Regions from separate parts of the Homo sapiens genome. Here region 2 is linked to region 1. The links are chromatin contacts, found by Hi-C or POLR2A ChIA-PET in ENCODE. All regions are on one chromosome and are shown on one strand. Each heading gives the region's core, a stretch centred on a gene start or an enhancer-like site at or near the end of the contact. The rest is flanking DNA. Distances are from core to core; before and after follow the strand shown. Region 1 holds the start of TRAPPC10 (trafficking protein particle complex subunit 10). Region 2 overlaps ITGB2 (integrin subunit beta 2).

Region 1 (3,636 bases), core at 896-3,395:
CCAGCCTAGGCCAAGGACTTTCAGGGAACCCTACATCGACTTCGGCTCCCCACTCTTGCTAAGCTTCTTCCCCTCCAGTGCCCTGCCTTGCCGGCCTGCTGCTTTAGCTGCCCAGAAGTCTGGTCTCTTGCCTCTCACACCATTACAGTGCACCACACTACACTATGTTCACACATTTAGCAGCTGTGTTCACACCCAAACTATCTCATATATACATTTTGTTAAAAAAAACTTCAGGACTCTCTAAACTTATGATGCCAAGGGTGAAGTTAAGCCCTGGAGACTGAGTCAGTAGCAAGTTTGCAATTCTGCTTCTTCGATTACAGTTTAATGCTCTTCCTCCTTGTTCTTGAGCACAAGTGTCTTCCTCATTGTGGCTGCTCTGTAAATCAGGGCTCCCCGACCGCCAGGGCCACAGACACATACCGGTCAGGCCACACAGCAGGAGGTGAGCTTCAGGCCAGGGAGCAAAGCTTCATCTGTATTTACAGCTGCTCCCCATCGCTGGCATTACCGCCTGAGCTCCGCCTCCTGTCAGGTCAGCAGCAGCGCTGGATTCTCCTAGGAGGGTGAACCCTGTTGTGAACTGCACATTGGAGGGGTCTAGGTTGCGTGCTCCTTATGAGAATCTCATCCCTAATGATGTGTCCCTGGCTTCCATCATCCCTAGATGTGACCGTCCAGTTGCAGGAAAACAAGCTCAGGGCTCCCACTGATTCCACATTATGGGAAGTTGTATTTTATTACATATTACAACATAAAAATAATAAAGTGCACAATAAATGAAATGTGTTTGAATCGTCCTGAAACCACCCCAACTTTGTCTGTGGAAAAACTGCATTCTATGAAACTGGTCCCTGGTGCCAAAAAGGTTGGGGACTGCTGCTGTTAATGACTAAGAAAGACCAGGTCTCCCCCTTCCCATTTGGTGATTTTTGTTACAGATTAGCTGTCTCCATTGTCCTGTACCTGACTTAGACCAGACAGCACAGAGACCCCAGGACTGTTTCATCTTCAGTGGGTCCCCAAAGAAAAAGACCACCTCGACTAAACAGACTGTTGTAACTATGCATTAGGCCTTATACAGAAAAGACGCTGAAATTCGGTTAGGCTTCCCGAGACGCTGGCTATAGAAACGACCCCAAATTTCTACGTTTGAGAACACTGACTTCCATTCTTTATAATGTTTCCTGGGCGCCTCAAGCTTCGCATTTGACTAAACTCTAGATTCTGACCCTTTTGATTATTTTTGGTTGACAGTTTTTGTCATTTTATGGCTGGGAGTGATGGCTCACACCTGTAATCTCAACACTTTGGGAGGCCAAGGCTGGAGGATCACTTGAGCCCAGGAGTTTGAAACCAGCCTGGAAAACATAGTGAGATCCCGACAAAAGAAAAGAAAAGAAAAAAATTAGCTGGGCGTGGTGGCTGCCCCCGTGGTCCCAGTTACTGGCGGAGGGGGTGGGGCGGGGGGAAACAAGGCGGGAGGATCGCTTGAGCCTGGAAGGTGGAGGCTGCAGTGAGCCGTGTCCCGCCACTGCACTCCAGCCTGAGCCAACTGAGGAAGACCCTGCTCCAAAGAAAAAAAGAAAAAGAAACACCCGCGCCCCGCCCCCCCCGTTTACGTGCACAAGAAGCCCATATGCAGTTAAGTGTGAGGTTTATTTTGTGGCATTCCGAAATGCCGAGGGCCAGGTCCCCACAAAAACATTTGCGGCGTGAGGGAAACGGGAAGAGCCCAGCGGTAGGCGGAAGGCACGCGCCGGGGACACTCAGCGGCGAGGGCCTGCGGGAGCCCCCAGCGCGATAAGGAGCCCGGCCGGGGAGCAGCGGCCCGCCGCGGGACGCCCGAGCTGCGGGGAACGCGAGGGCAGCGAGGCCGGCGTCTCTGGTCCGGGAGCGTCCAGGCTCGCTCACCGCGCGCGAGGCCCGCCTGCCGAGTCCTGGCCTCAGCTCCGGCGCAGGGCCCAGCGGGGCGCCCACTGCCGAGGGAGGAAGATGGACGTGTCCCGGGAGCCCCGCTCCGCCTCCCACTTCCCACCTCCCGGTCCCGCGCGGCCGGCCCGGGCGCACTTCCGTCGGAGGCGAAGCGCGGCGAAGACCCGCCCCGTGAAGCCTCGCGCGCCCCGGAAATGGTCATGCGGCGGCGCCGAGGCCGGAAGTGGCTGAGGCCGGCAGCAGCGGGCGGCAGCTGCGGCGCAACCGGCTCCGGAGCTGCCTGGCGCGGCCGGGCGGGCGGCGCCGCTCAGGCTCGGGCTCCGGCTGGGCCCGGCGCGGCCTCGGGGCTGCCCATGGGGCGCGGGGGGCCGGGCCGGTGACGCCGGACGCCCATGGACGCCTCTGAGGAGCCGCTGCCGCCGGTGATCTACACCATGGAGAACAAGCCCATCGTCACCTGTGAGTGCCCGGAGGCGGGGAGGGCGCGGCGGTCGTTGGGCGGGCCCGGGCCCTGGCGTTATGCACCCGGCGCCCCCAGACCTTCAGCCCCCGGCGCGCTCCGGGCTGGGCCGCTTCCTGGAGGTGTGACCAGGGCTGCGGCTGAGGCGGGGCCCTCTGACTTTTCGGGGACGCCCTCTGACCTTCCCGCCGGGCGACCTCTGACCCCTGGGGGGCGCCCTCGGGCCGGCTGCAGTTGGAGCCGGTGGAACCCGGCGGACTCTGCCCGGGACTGGGCGCGCGCCGGCGTCGAGGGCGAGGAGCGGGGGCTGCCACCGCCCCGTCCCGCCCCCGTTGAGCCGCGCGCCCGGGACCTGGGGGCCCCGGCCTCTTCCGCCGGGCGGTTTTGCCCGCGGGCGCCCTTTCCCCGACTACGGGGAAGTCCTTGGGGGCTCGCAGAGTTGCAGGCGTTGGCGAAGTAGGAACAGTTTGTTGCGGGGTGAAGCGTCAGGCAGAGCCGCCGGGACTGCTTTCGCTCCTACACACTTCCCCGCCGCGCACTCAAACCATTTTACGGATGAGAAAGCCGAGGCTCGGGCGCTTAGGCGAGCTTGCTCCCCATGAACAGCCTCCCGCTCGAGTCTACACTACGGACACCTGGTGCCTCTTGGGTGTCGTGTCCTCCCCGCACCCCTCCTTTAATGCATACACAAAGGAACTGTTTTTCTGTTACGGGAAAAATGTTCCCTAAATTTTAGAAGTGTGACTCTCCAGAGTTAAATACGGTTAAGAACAGTGAGCTTATGGGAAGTATTGAAATGTTTGTTGGTTGGCTTTTAGGTGACTTGCAGAGAGGTGTTTCAGACTGTTACGATTTTTGACCTTTGACAGTATTCTGTATTTTCATGCATGTATGCAGTTAGTTTTTTTCTAGTTGTCTTTCGTGCTTGGAAAGGAAGCACTCTCTGTTGCAAAATCTGGGTGCCCAGGCCACAGTAGACTGTATGTCGTGAGAACTCCTGTTTCCCTCTCACTCTGTCAGCGGGTGTGCACCTGCTGTGTTCCTTCCTGTTAGATCCCTGAGAAACTGTATATTGAAGGTTGAATTTTGTTGCTTCAGCTTTAGGTGATAGACTTATTTCTTTCCTTCCTTTTGCTTTATTTTGTCTCTTCTCCTCTCCTCCTCTCTCTTTTTTTTCTACAGAGACCTAGACGAGATGATAGACTTTTCTTAGGGAAGTGGACTGTGTCTCATTTAAA
Region 2 (4,128 bases), core at 809-3,308, 900 kb after region 1:
CCCAAGGTTCAGTGGGCAGACCCAAGCCAGCAGAGCCCCAAACTAGGGCCTGCCGGCTTTGAAGACAGCGCTGGGTGCTGTGCTGTGGCCCGGGAGGCTCGGGTGCCCTCAGCCACAGGCCCTGGCTCCCCTCCATCCCCCGAAAGCCCTGCACCTGTGCTGGGGGCTCTGAGGCCAACGGAACACCCACCAGGGGCCCATCTGAGGATCCCACAGCTTAGACGCCCCAACAAGCCCCAAGGTCCTGTTGTTTTGGCAGTGACCTCATTCCCTGGTTCCCAGCAAAATTATAATCAGAATACAAAAATGTCAAAAGGGAACCCTTGATCCTTCCCGTCCTGGGGTCAAAAACAGAACCTGCACCCTGCTGTAACTTCCTGGAGGAGGTGGTTTTGGTTCACATTGGGCCCACCCTGTGTCTGAAAGCCCCCATATCTCTGATCGTTGGGGGTTGTGGTTCAGGCCGAGGCCAGTTCCAGCTCTCCATCTGGGCCCCCTCAAAGTCCTGCGCCTGGACTGACCTCGGTGCCACGAGTGCCCACCAGCCCCTCAGCTGATCGGAGGCCCTGTGCGTGCTGGAGCTACCCCAGGGTGCAGGGTCCAGCCAGCTTCAGGACTCCCCCAGGGTGCAGGGTCCAGCCGGCTTCAGGACTCCCCCAGGGTGCAGGGTCCAGCCGGCTTCAGGACTCCCCCAGGGTGCAGGGTCCAGCCGGCTTCAGGACTCCCCCAGGGTGCAGGGTCCAGCCGGCTTCAGGACTCCCCCAGGGTGCAGGGTCCAGCCGGCTTCAGGACTCCCCCAGGGTGCAGGGTCCAGCCGGCTTCAGGACTCCCCCAGGGTGCAGGGTCCAGCCGGCTTCAGGACTCCCCCAGGGTGCAGGGTCCAGCCGGCTTCAGGACTCCCCCAGGGTGCAGGGTCCAGCCGGCTTCAGGACTCCCCCAGGGTGCAGGGTCCAGCCGGCTTCAGGACTCCCCCAGGTCGCAGCTGCGCCAAGTGGGGAGGGGGTGCAGACCTCCCCTGGCAGCCCCAGCCAGGCTGGTAAGGACTCACACCCCAGCTCCACGCTCTCCCTGGGGCCGCAGACATGAGGTCTCCGCCCCTAACACAGTCGTGACCAGTGGCATGCAAACACTTCATACCCTCAAATGGGGAAACTGAGGGCCCCAGCAGCAGCAAGATATGGACCTGGTGCCCAGTTACCCCGGGCACTCCCACCTGCCCACAGGGAGAGGGGGTGCACCTTGATTCCAGCAGGATTGGCTCAGAGACCACGGCACCCCAACCTTGACCACAGGAAGGGGGCTGGTGGGGAGCCACCTTCTCCCCACTGTTGCTCCTCCATGAGCAGCCCTGGGGGGCTTGGAGCTGGGGGCACAAGAGAAGCCAGGCCCTGCCCCACCCCCCAATGCCAGTGGCTGAGCCCAGACAAACAGCTGGGGATGAAGGTCCGCTCCAGGAGGTAAGGCAGTGCACTGAGCCTGGCAGCCAGCCTCCCTTCTGTGGGAGAACAGGGCAGGGCAGCCCCTCTGCCCAGCAGCCAGGATGGCCCACGGAGGTCCAGGGCCTCACCTGAGGCCTGAGAGACCAAGACCCCATCAGGCCTATCTGCCTCAGTTTCCTCCATGTGCCTGGAGGTGGTCGAAGGGCCTGTGCCAGCTCCCTGGGGGATGGGAATGGGTAAGGCACAGATGTAGGGCAGCATTCGGGCAAACAGGTGCCTGGCCACTGTCACCTCTGGTGCCCTGAGGCTAAGCCGGCAGAGCTGCAGGGCAGGAGGGGAGGAAGAGCACAGACACCCCCCACCCCAGCCCCTGAGCTGGCCCCAGAGCTCTGGCCTGGAGCCTGATCACCCTGAGGCCCTCCCTGCTGCCCCACACTGGGGGCAGGTGCCCTCCTCATTCTCCAAGGCCCTCCCTGCTGCCCCACACCAGGGGCGGGTGCCCTCCTCATCCTCCAGCTCTGGACATCCCCCATCTAAGGGCGGGCGGGTCCCCTTACCAAGACCTAAGGTGCAAAACCCAAAGCTGAGGCTGCTTAGGAATCCACAGCCCCACAGGCCTCTCAGAACCTTGCATCAGAGTCGCCCTTGACCTCAACCCTGCCCGAGAAGGAAGTGCTGGTGCAACCCCAGCCCAGCTGCAGGAAGTGGTACCTGTCACCAAGTCCCCTGCACAGGGGAAGCAGGGGGCTGAGGGGGCAGGACCAGGGGGACGAGGTCATCCTTCCCCGGAGAACCCCTCAGGGGCCGGGCGCCCTTCCCTCCCGGGCACCAAATGGACACAGCTAACAAGAACCACACTTCACGGTGAGCAAAGCTCTGAACATTCAGGCTCTGAGACACGAAAGCGGCGTCAGAAGAGACCTGCAGCAGATCCGGGCCAAATCACACACACCCTTTCACAGAAGTCGAGGACAGGAGAACAGGAGCAAACACAGGAAAGGAAGAGGCCAGCCTGGTGGCTGACGCCTGCAATCCCAGTGTTTTGAGAGGCCAAGGCAGGAGAATCACTTGAGGCCAGGAGTTTGAGAGCAGCCTGGGCAACACAGTGAGACTCCTACCTCTACAAAAAATAAAAATAGAAAATAAATTAGCCAGACATGGTGGCATGCATCTCTAGTCCCAGTTACTCAGGAGGCTGAGGCAGGAGGATCACTCGCGCCCAGGAGGGAGAGACTGCAGTGAACCCTAATGGCACTGCTGAACTCCAGCCTAGTTGACAGAACGAGGCCCTGTCTCAAAAAAAAAAGAAAAGAAAAAGAAAGGAAACTTTAAGCAAGACAGCAGAGAGAGGGCAGAGCCTATGCTGGGAGAGGAATCCAGCGGGGTCAGGCTTCCTTTTTATTTTTTTGAGACGGAGTTGCGCTGTCACCGGCCTGGAGTGCAGTGGCGCGATCTCAGCTCACTGCAAGCTCCGCCTCCCAGGTTCATGCCATTCTCCTGCCTCAGCTTCCTGAGTAGCTGGGACTACAGGCTCCCACGACCACGCCCAGCTAATTTTTTTGTGTTTTTAGTAGAGACGAGGTTTCATCGTGTTGATCAGGATGGTCTCGATCTCCTGACCTCATGATCCGCCCACCTCGGCCTCCCAAAGTGCTGGGATTACAGGCGTGAGCCACCGTGCCCAGTCTCAGGCTTCCTTTTTGCAACCCCGTAAAACCCTAAGACGAGACTGCTTGAGGAACCAGAGGCCCCGCAGACCCATTGGAACTTTGCATCAGAGCTTCCTCCTGCCTGTGCTGAAACCCACCTTGCGCTGTCCTAGAGGAGAGGCACTCGCATCAAAGTGACTCGGAGGTGCGCGGGAAGTGATGGACGATGCCGCCAGGGGACAAGGTTGGAAGGAAGAGGACATGGGAGCCAACCCCTGCGCTGGGAACTGAAGGCTCAAGGGATGATTATAAACTAGGCATCCACCTTTTAAGCCAAAAGCCAGAGCATCAAGATGGACTCATTTCTGCTTTGTAGGAATGTGATAAAGAACTGGAGAGAAGTGCCGTCAGGTGGGGACTGGAACACTGTCCTTGGATCACAGAGGCTCCAGGAAATCCAGGGACAAAAACAGGTCAGATCAAATAGGAACAAGTCGGAGCAGAGAGGATGCAGGAAAACCCAGCCCATGTCGCCTCTGAACCTGCGACCCTGCAAAAGCGTATTTTCCCAAGGGTCAGGGAGACGTGTTCCTACTGTTGGTTTGACTATCTGTGAAGTTTGATAGCACAGTTTTGTTTGTTTGTTTGTTTTTTTGAGATGGAGTCTCACTCTGTCATCCAGGCTGGAGTGCAATGGCTAGATCTCGGCTCACTGCAACCTCCGCCTCCCATGTTCAAGAAATTCTTCTGCCTCAGCCTCCTGAGTAGCTGGGACTATAGGTGCACACCACTAGGCCCAGCTAATTTTTGTATTTTTAGTAGAGATGGAGTTTCACCATATTGGCCAGGCTGGTCTCGAACTCCTGACCTCGTGATCCGCCTGCCTCGGCCTCCCAAAGTGCTGGGATTACAGGCGTGAGCCACTGCGCCCGGCCTGATAGCACAAATTTTAAAGGCCACAATTTCTGGCCAAATGAAATAAAATGAGACACCCCACCCCCCCGACACACACATATTAATAAGGAATGCTAAAGTACTCT

Evidence for each region. Hi-C counts contacts between places; a loop is a spot of excess contacts on that map. ChIA-PET counts read pairs that join two places held with the same protein, here RNA polymerase II (POLR2A). Pooled maps may share reads with other maps.
Region 2: a pooled map shows a loop between it and region 1 (3-fold over the local background). The contact joins the enhancer-like site here to the promoter of TRAPPC10 in region 1. A Hi-C loop is called at or near these places in 1 of 37 single-sample maps with no recorded cell type and 7 of 50 pooled maps. POLR2A ChIA-PET finds 5 or more read pairs at or near these places in 3 of 52 experiments (K562, activated CD8-positive, alpha-beta memory T cell and naive thymus-derived CD4-positive, alpha-beta T cell).

Annotation. Positions count from the first base shown.
Region 1 is chr21:44,010,164-44,013,799 of GRCh38, forward strand. TRAPPC10 (trafficking protein particle complex subunit 10) reads left to right here and starts at 2,146. Exons shown (of 23, transcript NM_003274.5): 1 at 2,146-2,397. The coding sequence starts at 2,331. RefSeq lists silencers at 1,771-2,150, 2,301-2,970 and enhancers at 3,521-3,580, 3,601-3,636.
Region 2 is chr21:44,912,198-44,916,325 of GRCh38, forward strand. The region is part of intron 1 of ITGB2 (integrin subunit beta 2); the gene reads right to left. Among named protein-coding and RNA genes, the nearest start is that of ITGB2, 6.6 kb to the right of the region's middle. RefSeq lists enhancers at 175-224, 1,544-2,044 and a silencer at 2,161-2,210. Within about 2 kb of position 2,059, at least 12 of the 41 ENCODE cell types and tissues checked have a DNase peak (open chromatin) inside an H3K27ac peak, as active enhancers do.